Linked DNA regions of Homo sapiens: region 2 is linked to region 1. A link is a loop called in an ENCODE intact Hi-C map of the cell type or tissue named here. Cell type or tissue: B cell. All regions are shown on one strand. Each heading gives the region's core, and the rest is flanking DNA. Links, peaks and the distances in the headings are about the cores only.

What was found. A loop is a pair of places that touch in the nucleus more often than their neighbours do. Peaks named below come from ENCODE experiments on the same cell type or tissue, not always from the same donor. Only the 100,000 strongest peaks of a DNase experiment are listed, where the experiment ranks them.
Region 2: a loop joins it to region 1, with 8 times the contacts of the local background. A loop is called at or near these places in 1 of 110 quality-filtered maps.

The regions. Positions count from the first base shown.
Region 1 is chr12:14,151,818-14,162,214 of GRCh38, reverse strand. No RefSeq gene overlaps it. Among named protein-coding and RNA genes, the nearest start is that of GRIN2B, 180 kb to the right of the region's middle. RefSeq lists an enhancer at 10,168-10,397. In B cell, for the core only: no CTCF peak of the experiment used is centred there; DNase peaks (open chromatin) are centred at 4,824, 6,414 and 8,354; H3K4me3 peaks cover 1,185 bases; H3K27ac peaks cover 3,165 bases.
Region 2 is chr12:14,216,048-14,225,656 of GRCh38, reverse strand. No RefSeq gene overlaps it. Among named protein-coding and RNA genes, the nearest start is that of ATF7IP, 140 kb to the left of the region's middle. RefSeq lists enhancers at 4,290-4,589, 4,431-5,630. In B cell, for the core only: no CTCF peak of the experiment used is centred there; a DNase peak (open chromatin) is centred at 4,366.

The sequences.
Region 1 (10,397 bases), core at 1,332-9,331:
TCAGGTGATCCACCTGCCTCAGTCTACCAAAGTGCTGGGATTACAGGTGTGAGCCACTGCACCTGGCCTGAGTAGGCATTTTCTAAGTAGACAAGAAGAAGAAAAACATGTGAAACAATGGAAACAGTAAACATACATTTTTACCGATAGGTATTGTTATGTAACAACCACCCAAAACTTAATGGCCTGAGACAATGGCAATAATTTATTTTGGTTGTGAATCTGTAATTTGAGCAGAGCTAGGCAGGAATGGCTTATTTCAGTGGAGGCAGCCGAACTCGGGCCTGGGGAATCCACCTTCACATTGATTTACTCACAAGTTGGTCCTGTCTATAGGTCCTGGCTATAGGCTGGGAGCTCAGCCAGGCTTGGGACTGTGGGAGGTCCTTACAGCATGATAGGATGGTAGCTGTTTTCAGGAGTGAATGTTTCAAGTACTTCAAGCAGAAGCCATATCACCTTTTATGATCTGGCCTAAGAAGTCACATAGCTCATACGTGAAAAAAGACCATAGTCTTTTTTTTTTTTTTTTTTTTTTGTGAGATGGGGTCTTTCTCTGTTGCCTAGGCTAGAGTGCAGTGGCATGATCTTGGCTCACTGCAACCTTCACCTCCTGGGTTCAAACCATTCTCCTGCCTCAGCCTCACGAATAGCTGGGATTATAGGTACATGCCACCATGCCCAGCTAATTTTGTATTTTTAGTAGAGACAGGTTTTCACCATGTTGGCCAGTCTCGTCTTGAACTTCTGACTTCAGGTGATCCACCTGCCTCGGCCTCCCAAAGTGCTGGGATTACAGGCGTGAGCCATCGCGCCAGGTCTATAGTCTTAAACTAATCCAGATTCAAGGATTGAGAACAAAGACTCCACATCTCAATGGGAAGAGCGTTAAGTCACGTTGTAAGGAGATATTACTGTGACTACCTTTGGAAAATACAATCTGATATAGGCATGTGAGAGTGAAGTATCATGGCCTGTTCAAGAAATACATCATAACACAGGTATTTTTCTCCTCCTCCTCTTCCTCCTCCTCTTCTCCTCCTCCCCCCTCCCTCTCCTGACCCTCTTCTCCTCCTTCCTTTCCTCAAACAGTAAACAAGCTAAATTATCTTACGTTTATGGGAGACAAGGATTCACATAGTAAGTCAATCTAGGTAAATCTCTCAAAATTTTGGAACCAATGTTTTATTTTTTAAGTAAGAATAATCTCACTTCTTTTACCTACTATCAGCATGCTTTTGAGGATCAAGTGAGATAATCCCTGTAAAAATTACTTGAAACTGATAAAGCACAATTTATGTTTATTTATTCAACCATCTACTCATTTATCTACCTAACCACCATCAATTCATCTCCACTCATCTGTTCTTTCATTATCGAATATATATTAAACATCTACACTGTGTCAAGTCTTTTACTATGGGGTGGGCCCAACGTAAGTAATTATTGGTTCTCTGAGGAGTATTCCTAAATGTAGTTTTTTGAAGTAACGCCAGTGAATTAGAATCTCTACACTCTCAAAAACGTTTAACTGGTATATGCAAAGTAACTGGTCACCAGAGGCAACTGTCTTATTTTAATGTTCAAATTTTCTGTTTGTTTCACCTTCTTCGTTAAATTTAAACTCATTCTTCAATACATTCTCAGAGAAGTTCTGCTTTCTACAATAGCAACACAAATAAGCTCAAATAACCTGCTTTATTAGATTTATCACAAGTAACTTATCTGCTCTATTTGGCCAGAATTGTAGGTTGGTTATCACAGCATTTTCTTAGTGTTATATATTTTTCAGTGGATGTCTTCCAACATATTATTGGGTTCATATTATAGTACAGCATTACTCAGTTTATAAACAAATTAAGAATTAATTACTTACATTTTATTTAAACAACAGTCTTGTAGACGTGTAGTATGAGTTATAGCAGCCAAGATAGCAAATCCTACAACATTCTGTTGTCTTATTAATTACCAAACATCACCTATATCTAACATCAAACAAATCCCTCATTTATAGATTATTAAAATTCTACGAAATTTTATTGTGGTTCAATTTGTCTAAGATCTCCATATGAATAAATCTTTGCCAGAAGAACCTCTATGCAGGTGTAACGTACAGTGGCTAATGGCATGACTTTAGAGGAGTAAGATAGAATGGTATTTTTGTTTGTTTGTTTGTTTGTTTGTTTGTTTTTTGGAAACAGGGTCTTGCTCTGTTGCCCAGGCTGGAGTGCAGTGGCATGGTCATGGCTCACTGCAGCCTCAAATTCCCAGGCTCAAGTGATCCTTCCACCTCAGCCCCCTGAGTAGCTGGGACTACAGGTGCACACCACCATGCCCAGCTAATTTTTTGTAGAGGTGGGTTCACTGTTATGCCCAGGCTGGTCTCAAACTCCTGAGCTCAAGCAATCCACCCACCTTGGCCTCCCGAAGTGCTGAGATTACAGGTGTGAGCTGCCAGGCCCGGCCAAGAGTAGATTTTTATTATGATTCTACACATACTTGCCGTGTGACCTCGGGCAAATTATTTAACTTCTTTAAGTCTTCACTTTTCCATCTCTAAGATGTATACAATGTTACACATTTATAGAGCTGTTACTAAGAAAATGAAAGAAATAATGCATATGAAGCCATTGGTAAAATTCCTTGCATAAGGTCTCCATAAATGTTGGTTTTAGTGTCTATGTTATTTTGACTAAATTGAGGTGAAGAGGTACTATATAGTTCTTTTTTTCTTTATGTTTGAACTTATAGATTATTTGTGATAATATAATTTGTATATATTTCATATAAAATTAGGTTCAGCTGTGTTACAGAGGCCTAAAATGACAGTGGCTTTAAAAATAGAGATTTTTTTTTCCTTTTTCAAGTAGAAGGAGGTAGGCTGACCAGGGCTGGTGTGATTTTTCTACTTTGAAAATTTTCCAAGAATTCTGAATTCTTAGTTGCGCTTCTGTCATCTTGAGGCTGTGACCATTATCCTCATGATCCCAAACGCTAGCTATAGCTCCAGTCACTAACTTCACATCTTAAGAAGTAGTGTGTAAGAATGCTTGAAGAAGAAAGTGGATGGGGAAAGCAAAGGGTATTAGATCATGGCTTTTAAAGGAGGTCTCCAAACTACAGGGTGTCTCCATGTATATTCCATTGTCTAGAATTAGTCAAATGTTCAGACCTAGCTGCAATGCAGGATAGAAAGTGTATTCTTGATTCTCAGTGGACATTTGCTCAGCTGAGAATTGCAAATCTATTTGCAAATCTATAAAAGAATCGGTAGAAAGCATACTGGGGGACACTGGCACACATCTCCACATTATGCAACTTGTTTTTAAAACTGACTCAACTCATTGTGGTGTAAATCTGAATGATTGATTTGTCCAATAACTTCCACCAACTTTTCTCTGCCAAGTCACCACTTTCTCTTGGGAACCAGCTCCCTTAATGGTAGTTCAGTCTGATTTCTTTTACTTTGGTCACTTTGGGCTATTCAGAATAGTCTTGTTTCAGTTTGTGAGCCCTAGTCCTCTTCATTTTAAAACATTATCTTAATCTGTTCCTGCTGCTATAACAAAATACTGAGAGTGGATAATTTATAAATAACAGAAATATGGGCAGGCGCAGTGGCTCATGCCTGTAATCGCAGCACTTTGGGAGGCAGAGGCAGGCAGATCACAAGGTCAAGAGATTGAGGCCATCCTGGCCAACATGGTGAAACCCCATCTCTACTAAAAAATACACAAATTAGCTGGGGATAGTGTCACGTGCCTGTAGTCCCAGTTATTCGGGAAGCTGAGGCAGGAGAATCGCTTGAACCCAGGAGGTGGAGGTTGCAGTGAGCCGAGATCACGCCACTGCACTCCAGCTTGCTGACAGAGCAAGACTCCATCTCAAAAAAGAAAGAAGAAAAAAGAAAAACGGAAAAAGAAATATATTTTTCGCAGTTCTGGAGGCTGGGAAGTCCAAGACCAAGTTGCTGGCAGATTTGGTAGAAAGTAGAATTGCTCTGAGAATGTATTCAATAAAGAGTTTTAAATTTAGTAAAGGAGAAACAAGCAGAAAATTTGAATATTAAAATAAGACAGTTGCTTTTGGTGACGAATTACTTTGTATATACTGGTTAAACATTTTTGAGAGAGTGGAGATTCTACTTTCTACAGTAGCAACACAAATAAGCTCAAATAACCTGCTTTATTAGATTTACCACAAATAACAACATATCTGCTCTATTTGGCCAGAATTGTAGGTTTGTTATCACAGCAATTTTCTTAGTGTTATATATTTTTCAGTGGATGTTTTCCAACATGTTCTTGGGTTCACATTATAGTACAACATTACTCAGTTTATAAGCAAATTGAGAATTAATTATCTACATTTTATTTAAACAACAGTCTTGTAGATGTGTAGTATGAGTTACAGTAGCCAAGACAGCAAATCCTACAACATTCTGTTGTCTCATTAATTACCAGACATCATCTATACGTAACACCAAACAAATCTCTCAGATTTGATGTCTGGTAAAATTTCTCTCTCTGCTTTCAAGATGGTGCCCTGTTGCTGCATCTTTTGATGAGGACAAACTCTATGTCCTCACATAGCAGAAGAGAAGAAGGGGCAAACTCACTTCCTCAAGCCCTTTTGTAAGCACAAAATCTCATTCATAAAGGTGAAGTCCTTATGACTTAATCACCCTCCGATGGCCCCACTTTCTAATACCATCACCTTGTGTATTAGCTGCTAACATATGAATTTTGGAGGGATGCATACATTCAAATCATAACAAACATCTGTCTGATGCTTAATTCAAAGCTCTCTCACTCCTCTCTCCAGTTCAGGTTTCAGGGGCCTAGAGGAAGGGAGTGAACCCTCTTTAATTATCAGGCCCAGTGAAGCATTGAATTGTGACAGTGTGTGACAGCAGTCATGTTTCACTTCCCTTTGAGCTAAATCATTTCATCTTAAAGCCACCTGCTCTGTGGGCTCTAGAGTAACTGATGCCAAGTAGCCATAAAATGCATTGCACTGGACATCATAACTCATACACTGTAGTTCAACAACGTAAAGCCAATCACTAACCAATGTTAATTCCATAAATCAGTGAGAATTCCTGTCTAACAACTTTGTATCTGCCCACTCCTTCTCCCCTTTTGCCTTTAAAAACCTGCTTGTAACAAAGACTAAATAGAAGCACTCCTCAAGGCAGCTTAAATGTGTGTCCCAGGTAGCCATCCTCAACCTTGGCGCAAATAAACTCTCTATGTTAATTGTGCCTTTATTTCTTTCTTTAGGTCAACAGGGTGGCTGTCATCACCTGCTCTTTCCATCTCCCTCCTTCCTCCATTGCTTACCTCCCTGAGACTGAGTCAGGAACAAGGCTGAGGGATGCAGATGGTGGCACCTCCCCACGTTTCTTTTAATCATTCTCACTGTCTGGCTGGTTGCTTGAAGGGTAGTGGTTTGCCACTGGTAGTACTGGGAATGACTTTAGATGCTCCTGATAAGGCTCCATCCCAGGTGCTCTGTTGGCATTGGTATTGAGGACATCTGTCCTCCAAGGTTCCCTACTGAGGGTCTGCAGCAAATTGTAGAATCCATCTTCTGCATGCCTCAGGAAACAGAGACCCAAGGGAATCATCTGTGCCCCTCCCCCATCGAGCTATACCCCTGAGTCCTGCTCCTTGGTGCTCCTTCTCTTGCTCTGGGGCAGGTCAGCAAGCCCAGTGGCCTTAGGCGGTGGCTTCTTCTCCTCCTCCTCCTCCTTCTCCTTCTTTTTCTTCCTCCTCTTCCTCCTCCTCTTCTTCCTCTTCCTCCTCCTCCTCCTTCTTCCTATATGTTTGCATTATTTAATTTTTAAATTTTAACTTTTATTTTAAATGTGGAGGGTGCATGTGCAGGTTTGAACCCAGGTTGTGAGCATAGTAGCCAATAGGTAGTTTTTCAACTCACACACCACTCTTCCCTTGCCTCCCCTCTCTAGTAGTCCACAGTGTCCATGTTTGTCCGTGTGTGCTCAATGTTTAGTTCCCACCAATAAGTGAGAACAAGTGGTATTTGGTTTTCTGTTCCTGCATTAATTCACTCAGGATAATGACCTCCAGCTCCAACCATGTTGCTGCAAAGGACATGATTTCATTCTTTTTCATGGCTGTGTAGTATTCATTCCATGGTGTATATGTACCACATTTTCTTTATCTGATCCACCATTGATGGGCACCTAGGTTGATTCCATGTCTTTGCTATTGTGAATAGCACAGTGATGAACATACCAGTGCATGTGTCCTTTGGTGTAATGATCTACTTTTCTTTGGGTATATACCCAGTAATGGGGTTGTGGGGTCAGATGGTATCTCTGTTTTAAGTTCTTTGAGAAATCTCCGAACTGCTTTCTATAGTGGCCAAACTAATTGACATTCCCACCCGCAGTGTCTAAGTGTTCCTCTTTCTCTGCTGCCTTGTCAGCATCTGTTGTTTTTTGACCTTTTTTTTTTTTTTTTTCTTTTTGAGAGGGAGTCTTGGTCTGTCACCCAGGGTGGAGTGCAGTTGTGCGATCCCAGCTCACTGCAACCTCCGCCTCCCAGGTTCAAGCGATTCTCCTGCCTCAGCCTCCCAAGTAGTTGGGATTACACGTATGTGCCACTATGCTCAGCTAATTTTTGTATTTTTAGTAGAGATGTGGTTTCACCACGTTGGCCAGGCTGGTCTCGAACTCCTGACCTCAAGTGATCCGCCCGCCTTGGCCTCTCAGAGTGTTGGGATTACAGGCGTGAGCCACTGCGCCTGGCCATTTTTTGACTTTTAATAATAGCCATTCTGGCTGGTCTGAGATAGTACCTCATTATGGTTTTGATTTGCTCTTCTCTGATGATTAGTGATGCTGAGCATTTTTCATGTTTGTTGGCCTCTTGTATGTCTTCTTTTGAAAAGTGTTCATGTCCTTTGCCTATTTTCTAATGGGGTTATTTGTTTTTTGCTTGTTGATTTGTTTTAGCTCCATATAGACTCTGAATATTAGATGTTTGTGAGATGCATAGTTTGTGAATATTTTCTCCCATTCTGTAGGTTGTCTGTTTACTCTGTTGATAGTTTCTTTTGCTGTGCAGCAGTTCTTTAGTTTAGGTCCCACTTGTCAATTTTTGTTTTTGTTGCAATTGCTTTTGGGGACTTAGCCAAAAATTATTTGCCTTAGGCTTTGTTTTTTTTTTTTTTTTGAGACAGAGTCTGGCTCTGTTGCCCAGGCTGGAGTGCAGTGGGGTGATCGCGGCTCATTGCAACCTCTGCCTCCCGGGTTCAAGTGATTCTCCTGCCTCAGCCTCCAGAGTAGCTGGGGCTACAGGTGTGCACCACCACACCTGGCTAATTTTTGTAATTTTAGTAGAGACAGAGTTTCATCATGTTGGCCAGGCTTGTCTTGAACTCCTGACCTCAGGTGATCCACCCTCCTCGGCTTCCCAAAGTGCTGCTGGGATTACAGGCATGAGCCACTGCACCCGGCCACCTTAGGCTTCTTAAACATACAACTGGGGCAAGCCATGCCCCTCTTCCCTTCTTTTTTTGCTTATTGTGGTAAAATATTTATAAACAAACATTGCCATTTTAATTCTTTTTGAGAGACAATTCAGTGGCCTTAACTACACTTATGATATTGTGCAACCATCACTATTACTTATTTCCAAAACTTTTTTTTATCACCCAAACAGAAACTCTTTACCCGTTAAGCAATAACTCCCATTTCCCCTCCCCCAATCCTCTGGTAACCTATAAACCATATTGTGTCTTTTACGTAAGTGGAATTTCATACCAGTGGAATTTGTCTAGCTGATTTCACTTAGCATAATGTTTTCAAACTTCATCCATGTTGTAGCATGTATTATAAGTGGATTCTTTCTTTTATGGCTGAGTAACATTCCATTCTATGTATATACTACATTTTGCTTATCCACATCTTTTGGCTATTGTGAATAATGCTGTAAAGAACATTGCCATACAAGTATTTGTTTGAGTCCCTGTTTTTAGTTCTTTTGTGTATATACTTAGAAATGGAATTGTTGGGTTTTGTGGTAATTTTGTGTTTATTTTTTGAAGAACTGCCAAACTGTTTTCCATAGCATCTGCACCACTTTATATTCCCACCAGCAATGTACGAGGGTTCTAATTTCTCCACATCCTCACCAACACTTATTTTCCACATTTTTGATTATAACTGTCCTAGTAGGTGTGAAGTGTGTCTCTTGGTGGTTTTGATTTGCATTTCTCTGATGACTAATGGTGTTGAGCACCTTTTCCTGTGTTTATTGGCCATCTGTGTATCTTCTTTGGATAAATGTCTATTCAAGTCCTTTATCCATTTTTTAATTGGGCTGTCTTTTCTTTCCCCACTCTCTCTTTTTTTTTTTTCAGCTACCATAGAGAGAGGAGAAAGAGGAAGACTTCTCTTTACTTTCTTAAGCCTGTGGTGTCTCTCTCTCTCTTTTTTTTTTTTTTGAGATGGAGTCTCGCTCTGTCACCCAGGCTGGAGTACAGTGGCACGATCTCGGCTCATTGCAACGTCTGCTGCACGATCTCTGCTCATTGCAACCTCTGCCTCCTGGGCTTAAGCCGATACTCCTGCCTCAGCCTCCTGAGTAGCTGGGATTACTGGTGTCCACCACCATGCCCAGCTAATTTTTGTGTTTTTAGTAGAGATGGGATTTCACCATGTTGGCCATGCTGATCTCAAACTCCTGACCTCCAGTGATCCACTAGCCTCAGCTTCCCAAAGTGCTGGGATTACAGGCATGAGCCACCTCTTATGGCTGTTGGCTGGTCAATCAGTTCAGGTTCTCTTGCCCCTGCGGTGGGGGCGTGGGTAGTGATGTAAGGCTCAGAGCAAGAAATAGGCTTTAAAAACTGTTCCCAGTAGGCCACGCTTGGTGGTGCATGCCTGTGATCCCAGCACTTTGGGAGCCTGAGGCAGGTGGATCGCTTGAGCTCAGAAGTTCAAGATCAGCCTGGGCAACATAGCGAGACCGCATCTCTACAAAAAATACAAAAAGTAGTTGGCTGTGATGGCATGCACCTGTAGTCTCAGCTCCTCAGGAGGCTGAGGTGGGAGGACGGCAGCCCACGAAGTCAAGGCTGCAGTGAGCTGAGATTGCGGCACTGCACTCCAGCCTGGGTGACTGAGTGAGACCTTGTCTCAAAAACAACAACAACAACAACAAAACCCCATTCTCAGTAATCTCCCCTAGAGGCTCAAAAAGATCTTAATCCGATCTTACACAAATCTGTTTCATTTATGCATAGAATAATTCAGTCTTAGAACAGGAAGGAATCATGGAGTTTATCACATCCAACTCCATCATTTTACAGCTAAGGCCTCTCTCAGGTCCTTCAAGGTGAAGTAACTTTGCCCACTAATTTACCATCTTAAAACAGATTTTTAAAAAATGCCTGACTTATGTGTCACTCGGACTGGCTGCAAAAGTATACCTTCTTTTTTTTTAAATTTTTTTGGAATCTGGAAGAGGAACACATTACAGATATGACCTATTTCTGATCTCCCTTCTCCATGTGACGGTGGCAGTTTTTGGGTGAAAATATTTTGTCAGCGGCTCTAACATATGGATAGTTTCTAGGCTTTTGGAGATCAGGTTATTATGCTAAATGAATACAGATGAGCATTATGCCTATATAGTGCTCTACACTTTGCAAAGTGTTATAACATCCTTACCATCAGTGAGCAGGTGTCATTATTCCTATTAGTTGGATAAGGACATGGCCAAGATCATCAGTCAACTGGTGGCAGTTTCTGTTGCAGAACACAGTCTCTTGTTTCTAGGTAGGTGATCTGGCTGTGATGTCTGGCACCCTACTGATTACCAGCAGGATGCAATGGAAAGAACATCAGAATTTGGAGCCAGAGAACTCAGGTTCAATTCTCAACTCCATCCCTGATAGGCTCTTACCTTAGGCAAGTCACTTTGCCTTTCTAATTCTCAGTTTTCTCATCTGTAAAGTGGAGACAAAAATAGCATCTATCCAGTTTTTGTGGGACTCAGGAAATGGAATAGAGTGCTTTGTGAATACAGAGAGTTATACAGATGTTAGTGATTGCCATTATGTGGCTGTCGAGGTAGGGGGTCACTCTGTGTATTATAAATAAGACTTTGTATGGTTTAATGGGTTTAGAAGCTTACACAGAGCTTCAAAGAGCTCCTGCAGAGTAAAAGATGATGTGCTCTTCCTCCTTAGGTCTTATCCTAACCCATAACCATTGTTATTTAGAATTCAACAGACATAACAAGCTAAGTCTTCTTGAAATATTCCTCTTTGTAAATATAGCTTTGCTTTTACAGTTCTTTCACCTGCAGAAAGATGCAACATTCGCTCATTTCACCTAGCATTTGAAGGGTCAGTCATGGAAA
Region 2 (9,609 bases), core at 152-8,151, 65 kb before region 1:
GTGTAGCCTGTGTTACAACTATTCAACCCTGTAGTGTGAAAACAGCCATAGATAAATAATATGTGAGCAAATGAGTATGGCTGTGTTCTACCAACACTTCATTTATTATTTTATTATTTATTTATTTTTAAATATCTTTTATTACACTAGTCAGAGAAATTAGAATTTCATTTAATTCTTATTTATCTTTAGATAAATTCATCATTTAATTTTTGTCAACCGTTTAAAAATATGAAGACGATTCTTAGCTTACGGACTATACAAAAATGTATCAGGATGAATTTGGTCTGTGGGTTGCAATTTTCTTATACTTGGGTTAGATTATGGCAGAAAACAAGAAAATTGACATTGACACCTAAGGAAAGACCATGAAAGTATACTGCTGACTCTACCAGGTGAAGGCAAACTGTTCCTGTGATCCTTACACATTGTTATTACAGAAATAAACATATAACACTGCAGAATAGACGCCACAGGCTGTATTGATTCACTCCACTAAAGAAACCATATCTGAAACAGTAGCTGCAACTGAACTCACCACCTAATTTATTTTATGATAATCTATAGTCAGTCTCCATGATACCTCTGCCTTCTGACATGTCATATAAGCAAGTTAAATGGTAATGTAATAGGAATCACTACCTTAGAATCTCAAGTTTTTGATAGTAACACTAATCTCTGCTATTCCTCCAAAGAATTTTAAAGTATAATAAAATACAATTAGTTAGAAATAATTATGTAGAGTATAATGGTGATTTACATATATATGTTTTTATGCATATATATATAACTAACGTATATATTACACTATTAAAATGGTTTTTATTGGCCAGGAGTGGTGGCTCACACTTGTAATCCCAGCTCTTAGGGAGGCAGAGGCAGGAGGATAGCTTGAGCTCAAGAGTTCGAGACCTGCCTGGGCAATATAGTGAGATCCTGTTCTAAAAAAAAAAAAAGTTTTTATTTGGTCATGGAATTATGTTTAATATTTTTTACTTTTGTACTTTTAAATATTTCATTTCTTGCAATGAACATATATTCCTTTACAGTCATAAAAAAAATCTAGTTTGGGCGGGGCGCCATGGCTCACGCCTGTAATCCCAGCACTTTGGGAGGCGGGTGGATCACCTGAGGTCGGGAGTTCGAGACCAGCCTGACCAACATGGAGAAACCTCGACTCTGCTAAAAATACAAAATTAGCTGGGTGTGGTGGTGCATGCCTGTAATCCTAGCTACTCAGGAGGCTGAGGCAGGAGAATCACTTGAACCTGGGAGGCAGAGGTTACGGTGAGCCGAGATCACGCCATTGCACTCCTGCCTGGGCAACAAGAGCAAAACTTCGCCTCAAAAAAAAAAAAAATCTAGTTTGTTTTTTATGTGAATCACTTTTATTTTTAAACTTTTTGTAGAAGCCAGCTGTGGTGGCTCAAGCCTGTAATCCCAGCACTTTGGGAGGCCGAGGTCGGTGGGTCGCTTGATCTCAGGAGTTTGAGATCATCCTGGGCAACATGGTGAAACCCCATCTCTACAAAAAATCCAAAAATTAGCCAGAAATGGTGGCTCGTGCCTGTAATCCCAGCTACTTGGGGGGCTGAGGCGGCAGGATTGCTTGAGCCCAGGAGGCGGAGGTTGCAGTGAGTTGAGACTGTACCACTGCACTCCAGCCTGGGCAGGCAGAGTGGAAACCCTGTCTCAAAAAACAAAACAAAACCCAACTTTTTGTAGATATGAGGTCTATGTTGCCCAGACTTGTCTCAAACTCCTGGTCTCAAGTGATTCTCCTGCCTCAGCCTCCCAAAGTGCTGGGATTATAGAAGTGAGCCACTGTCTCTGGCCTGAATCACTGTTAAAGTCAGAAAACTAAATTTAACTAGATGAGGGTCTATAAATGTAATCCTGAGAATAGTTGTACCAAAACTAACCTCAGCAGATTTAAATGTTTGAATCAAAAGTCACTACACCAATTTCACAACAATTTCAAATAGCTCATTATTCTTATTTTATTCTTTAATTAAATATTTGAATTAACACACATTTGGTCTTTATCATTTTACATATATTTTCAAACAGAATCCTCAAAGCTTTAACTTTTAAGTGAAAGAAAATTAATTAATGGTACATGATTTTTATAAATGCTTCCCATACTAGTGTTAATAGTGTATGAAATACATAACATTAAACTAACTAGACAATTCAGTACTGTTGCGTTTAACCACTGTGTTATTAAGATAGAGGAAGGGCTGGGCGTGGTGGCTCACGCCTGTAATCCCAGCACTTTGGGAGGCCGAGGCGAGTGTATCATGAGGTCAGGAGATTGAGACTATCCTGGCTAACACGGTGAAACCCCGTCTCTACTAAAAATAAAAAAAAATTAGCCAGACGTGGTGGCGGGCACCTATAGTCCCAGCTAGTAGGGAGGCTGAGGCAGGAGAATGGCGTGAACCTGGGAGGCGGAGCTTGCAGTGAGCCGAGATCACGCCACTGCACTCCAGCTTGGGCGACAGAGCGACTCTGTCTCAAAAAAACAAAAAAACAAAAATATTTTGTGAAGACATACCAAGTATGGTGTCCAGACCCTACTTCAGTGAAGGAATTGTTTTCCCAACTACTGGGAGTGCTACGAGGGGAAAGCCTTCAGCTAGCAGTGTCTTCAGGGACTGCATCAGCTTCCTGTGTGACTAAGGTGGGGCACCCTTACCAGGACAGCCTACATCCAGTGATCAAGGTGGAGGTATAAAGGCCTGGCTGTTTTAGTCCACTGTGGGACAACTCTGCCAATTCAGCTTCCTTTTAAGAAAATTAAGCTAGGGTCAGGCGTGGTGGCTCACGCCTGTAATCCCAGCACTTTGGGAGGCCAAGGCGAGTGGATCACGAGGTCAGGAGATCGAGACCACACTAGCTAACACGTTTAAACCCCATCTCTACTAAAAATACAAAAAATTAGCTGGACATGGTGGCGGGCACCTGTAATCCCAGCTACTCGGGAGGCTGAGGCAGGAGAATGGCATGAACCTGGAAGGCGGAGCTTGCAGTGAGCTGAGATTGCGCCACTGCACTCCAGCCTGGGAGGCAGGGATACTGTCTCAAAAAAAAAAAAAAAAAAAAAGAAAATTCATCTGGGATTTTTTTTTCTTTTCTTTCTTGAGACAGAGTCTCGCTCTGTTGCCCAGGCTGAAGTGCAGCGGCGCAATCTTGGCTCACTTCAACCTTGGCCTCCTGGGTTCAAGCGATTCTGCTGCCTCAGCCTCCTGAGTAGCTGGGATTACAGGGGCCTGCCACTGTGCCCAGCTAATTTTTTTGTATTTTTAGTAGAGATGGGGTTTCACCATGTTGGCCAGGCTGGTCTTGAACTCCTGACCTCAAGTGATCTGCCCACCTCGGCCTTCCAAAGTGCTGGGATTACAGGCGTGAACCACCACGCCCTGCCCTTTTTTCTTTTTTCTTTTCTTTTATTTTTTTTGACGGAGTCTTGCTCTGTCACCCAGGCAGGAGTGCAGTAGTGCAATCTCGGCTGGCTGAAAGCTCCGCCTCCCGGGTTCATGCCATTCTCCTGCCTCAGCCTTCCGAGTAGCTGGGACTACAGACGCCCGCCACCACGCCCAGCTAACTTTTTGTATTTTTAGCAGAGACGGGGTTTCACCATGTTAGCCAGGATGGTCTTGATCTCCTGACCTTGTGATTGCCTGCCTTGGCCTCCCAAAGTGCTTGAGATTATAGCCTTCTGTTTTTTTTTGTTTTTTTTTTTTTTTTTTTTTTTGAGCCAAGATATGGCTGTGTTGCCCAGGCTGGAATGCAGTGGAATGAACCCGGCTCACTGCAACCTCCTGGGCTCAAGTGATCCTCCCACCTCAGCCTCCTGAGTAGCTAGGACTACAGGCACCTACCACCACTCCCAGCTATTTTTTTTTTTTTTGTATTTTTTGTAGAGATGGGGTTTTGCCATGTTGCCCACACTGGTCTTGAACTCCTTGTCTCAATCGATCTGCCTTCCTTGGTGTGAGTCACTGTACCAGGCTGGGATTCTTTTTTTTTTTTTATGGCAGCAAGATTTAGTAAAGCGAAAGGGAAAGTAAAGGGAACGCAAAAGTAAAGCTTCCATGTGGTGGAAGGGGACCCAGAAGGATTGTGTTTTTTGGCTTGGGTGTCTTATGCTTATATCCCCTTATGACTCCTCCCCTTTTCTTTTTCTGTCCTATAGGATTGGCTAATTTTCTATCCACTTGTGGGTTGGCAGACCTGATTGGTTAAAAACATCAGGCTGCAGCTAGAGCTTGAACTCCCTATATGATTGGTTGAAGTTTCAATCCCTTAGTTTGTAGCTGTGACTCATTTTGGCTTAGGGGAAAGTCCCCTTTGATTGGTTGAAGTTTCAATCCCTTTAGCTTGCAGCTATGACTAATTTTGGCTTAGGGGAAAATCCCCTTTGATTGGTTGAAGTTTTAATCTCTTAGCTTGCAGCTATGACTCATTTTGGCTTAGGGGAAAGTCACTTTAGGGAAGTCCCTATTGACCCAGGAAGTCCAGCCAATTTAGCCACTTAGTCCCTCAGTCCCCCCTTTCAACAGGAAAGCCCAAGTGCTGTTGGGAAGTTGGATGACGATTGTTCTAGCTACTTCCTGCTGAACTGGGGGGTAGAAGGGGCACTGCAGTTGAGGTTTCCTCAGGAGGGGAGTCTTTGGTGTCGTGGTGTGAGAACAGGTTGGTGGGTGGGTCTAGGGGTGCTTGATAGTAGGTGCTAGTGGTGGTCACTTGGGGCTCCATTTGTAGAACCATTTGCAGCTTCATGGATTCTATTCTGGAAGAGGCAAATTTTACAAGGAGGTTAAAAATGCAGGGTCCAAAGATAAGCAACATCACAATAGCCACCAAGGGCCCCAAGAAGGGGAGAAGCCAGGGCATCCATTGATTGACAATATTCCAAGGTCCTGTGTCTTGGAGCTCTTGTGCCCAGCACTGTATCCCATCTCAAAACTCCTTAACCTTCTTGGTGACAATTCTGGATTGATTAACGAAATAGCAGCACTCTTCTAGAAAAAGAGGTTCCACCTCTTTCAGCTGTTAATAAATCTAAGGCTGTCCGATTTTGAAGGGCTACTGTTGCTAAAGAATTAAGCTGGCTTTGTAAGGTGACCAGCGAATCTGCGATTCATGCCATGTCATCATTTAACTCTTGTGATAATTTGTAATAGAATTGGATGGAGGTTGTAATGCCTCCAATGCCGGTTCCTAGTCCTCCTCGTATCCCAGCTCCTATAATGAATGGTAGGACAGTCCAGGTCAGCTGAGACCCTGGGTTTGACGGATCTTTAAAGGCAAATAAAAATTGAGAGTCAGGATGCAGAGGGATGCAGAAGAAAGTGTCCTTAAGATCTAGGACTGTAAACCATTCTGCTTCCTCTGGTTTCTAGGAGAGTAGAGTATAAGGATTAGGTACAACTGGATACAGAGGAACAACTGCCTCATTGATAATTCTGAGGTCTTGCACTAACCTCCATTGTCCGTTGGGGTTTTGTATGCCTAGAATACGAGTGTTGCATGGACTGTTGCATGGTTTTACTAATCCCTGTGCTTTTAGGTCTTTGACGATCTTTTGTAATCCTTGTTGGGCTTCTGGTCTGAGGGGGTACTGCCTTTGATAAGGAAAGGAGGTAGGATCCTTTAATTTAACTTGAACTGGACAAGCATTTTTTGCTCATCTGTATTGTCCTTCCTCTGCCCAGACATCAGGATTAACTCCCTCCACGAGTAGAGGGCAGCAAACAGGTATTTCTTCTTCTATATTCAAGTTTATTATGGCCCCTCCTTTAGCTAATATGTCCCTCCCTAGTAAAGGAGTAGAGCTCTCAGGCATGATAAGAAAGGCATGTGAGAAAAATAAGGCTCCTCAGTCACAATTTAGAAGGTGGGAGAAATACCTAGTGACTGGCTGTCCTAGGACCCCTTTGATGGTGACAGACCTGGAGGATAGTTGTCCGGGACAGAAGACTAAAACTGAGAAGGCTGTGCCAGTGTCCAGGAGGAAGTTAGTTTCCTGGCCCTTAATGGTTAAGCTTACCTGGGGCTCTGTGAGGGTGATGGCACGGGCTGGCGCCTGCCATGGGTACCCTCAGTCCTGTTGTTGGACCATCAGGTTAGTGGCCTCTGGCCCAGAGGACCTTCACCCTCAGAGGTAGTGTGCCTTCCAGTGATCCCCCTGGCACAAGGGACATGGACAAGGGGGTGGCTTATTTTTGTTTGGGCAGTCCTTTTTGAAGTGCCCCTGTAAGCCGCACTGATAACAAGCCCTGTTAGGCTGGTTGCCTGCCCAGCCCTTCTTTCTTTCAGAGCCACCGAAGTTCGTCTGCCTGAGGGCCATAACTAAGGCGGGGCCATGAGTAAGGTGGCGGCCTTTTTCTTGTCTCCTCTGTCTCATTCAGCCTGCTCCTCCTGATCCCTATTATAAAACACTGAAGTTGCCAAATTCAATAGAGTTTCCAAATTTTTCTTGGGGCCTGGGGCAGACTTTTGAAGGTTTTTTCTAATGTCTGCAGCTGACTGAGTGATAAACTTATCCTTTAAAATTAGTTGGCCTTCAATAGAGTCAGGTGACAAGGAGGTATGCTTTCTTAATGCCTCTCTTAGTCTCTCTAAAAATGCTGTAGGGTTTTCTTCCTTTCCCTTCATTGTGGTTGACATCATTATGTAATTCATTGGCTTTTTTCTGGTCTTTCTTAATCCCTCTAGTATACAAGTCAGTAAATGGCTGTGCTCCAAACTGAGGTCCCAGTGGGGATCCACACTGGGAACCGCCTGTTGGCCTGTAGGGAATTGTTCCCTTTCTTCTGATCTCATTTTATCATTTACCTGGCTTAGGTACCAGAGATCCCCAAACTCCCGGGATGCAGCTAAGGTGGCCTCTTCTTTGTTGGGAGTTAATGCTTGACCTAACAACAACAACATATTTCTCCATGCTAAATCAAAAGATTGTCCTAATCCCTGTAAGATATCTATGCGTCAATCAGGATTATCTGAGAATTTTCCTAGGTCCAGTTTGATCTGTTTTAAGTCTGAGAGGGAAAAGGGGACATGTACTTGCACTGGGCCAAAGTCTCCTTCTCCTCCCACGACTTGGAGGGGGCACAATTGAGGGCCATTGGCGCCTTTTGGTTCCTTGACTTTTTGTCTGGTTCCTTTTGGGCCATAAGGGCCACAGGAGAGTCCTTACTAGTTGGAGGGGGAGCTATGGGGAGACCTGAGTATGGGGGTAGGCTTTGAGGACCCCCAGTAGGATGTAAATTACATTTTTTTTTACATAATTGTGGGTTATCCCTTAGTGAGAAAAAAAACCTATACATATGGCACTTCACTCCATTTGCCCTCTCATTTACAAAAGAGATCTAGCTGTAGGATGGTATTATAGTTTATACTTCCCTGGGTGGCCGTGTCTCTCCTCTGGGAAGAGGATATTGTGGCCAGGTGGTGCTGCAGAAAAATATAAGTCGCTTCTTCTTCAGTGTTTGAGGGTCAAATTGGTCCTAATTATCCAGAATACACCTCAGGGGTGGCTTTGCTTTTGAGGGAATGTCTTCCATCTGAAAGGAGAACATAGGAGTGCCTGCACCCCTAGTCATCCCCTAGTGAGCACTAGCCCTAGTGTGTCCCCTATGGTTCTAGTGTCCTTTTCTTTCCAGGTTTCCAGGGTGCACAGTCACCCATGGAACCATGCTTATTGGATTTAATTGCACTTACTGATGTAGCAGTTTTGCCCACACCGTTTCCCACCCTTTTTTAGCCACAAAAAATGGGGCTGGGGCTGCTGGATTTTAGTGGCTCCTTACCAGCATGCACACAATTGCCTTTGCATCTGCAAGTGGGTCTTAGGTTCAGGGTGTATTTTGAGTTCAGAGACCAGGCACCAGTTAGCATATTTCTGGGCTTGGAGCTGTCCCAGCAAGATAAATTCCTTGAAAATAGCACTGAAGCACAACAGTTTTAGGGTAGGTAGTGGCAAATTGGAGGACCAGTGCTTTTCATACCTGAATTTTCTGTCCCCTGTTTGCCTTCATAAGAATATTCATTGACATTTGGACTTGGATTGGGGACCTATTGTCTATTATATTGTTTTTGGCCCATACATCTGACTGCTTCGAGTGGAGAAGTTCTACAGTTCTAATTGCTGATCCCAGACAGGAAAGGTGGTAATTAAAGTAGCCTCTACAATCTGGAGAAAGTTTAGGGCAACAAAGGGAAAAATGTCCTAGGCCTTCTATCAGCCACTGACATGCCTTTTGATGTCCCAGATAGTGCCTAGGGTACAGGTTATGAGGGACAGGTCCTGTATAAGTATACTGATACTCATTTGCATAAGAATAAGCCTGAGGACACCATGGGCAAGGGTCTTTGGATTGCCAGCCCCCTCGACTTAGGCTCCTAGCCAAAAGATTCTTAGACTCAGGGGTAGGAAAGATCCTAGAGGACAGGGCCTCAAGAAAGTCTTCTCTGAGGATGTTAGGACCCAGGAGGCATAGGTCAGAAAAGGCAGGGAACTCATGCATGGGCAGTTGTGGAGTAGAGGCTTCTCACTGTGCCATGATCTCCACTGGGTCAGTGCCAGGAGTTTGGGAAGACAGTTTTCCACCTCTAGCCAGCCCTCGGCTTTTCCCAGGAAAGGTAGAGAAAGGTGGAACTGGTTCCAGTTAAACCAACGCTCCCAGCTTGGAGGGCCGTGGGTTGCTAGAGAGCCCTTTCCCAGAAAGCCTCACACCCATGTCTTAAGTCTGGGCTGTGCTTGTCACTTTTAAATGGCTGACAGGTGCTGGGTGTTTTCCTCCAATTTCTAGTGAGAAGATAGAATAGCAACTGAAAGGGGTCCGAGGTTACTCACCGCTTTGGAGAAATCCCGGACCAGACCCCAGAAATGAGATGAGAAGTCTTCTCCTTATCGAAGGTTTTTCTCGATTGAAGGGTTCGTGGTCTCACAGGCTTCAAGAAATGAAGCTGTGGACTGCAGTGATGAGTGTTACAGCTCGATTAGAGAAACACACAGACCCAAAGAGTGTGCAGTGGCAAGATTTATTAAAGTGAAAGTGAAAGTAAGGCTTCCACGTGGTGGAAGGGGACCCAGAAGGGTTGCCCAGGATTCTTTAACTTAATTATTCTGTCTCTCTCTCTTTTTAAATTGAGGTATGTTCATTAATGAATTATGAGTAATTATCACTAACCCACAAAGTATTTTGGACCCATGACCTCATTCAAATAAATTGAGTGAATCATTTCCTTTAGGAAACCCCAATTAGAAAACTATTTTTCATTTTCTTCTGTCCTTTCTCTATGTTATATCAAACTTTATTTTATTTATTTATTTTCTCAGATAGGGTCTCGCTTTTTCATCCAGTTTGGAGTGCAGTGGTGCGATCCTAGCTCACTGCGGCGTCGAACTCCTGGGTTCAAGTGATCCTCCTGCCTCAAGTAGCTAGGACTACAGGCCTATGCCACCACACCTAGCTAATTTTCAAGTTTTGTATATCATAAAAGTTTATGGGTGGGGCGTGGTGGCTCATGCTTGTAATCCCAGCACTTTGGGAGGCCGAGGTGGGTGGATCACTTGAGGTAGGGAGTTCCAGACCAGCC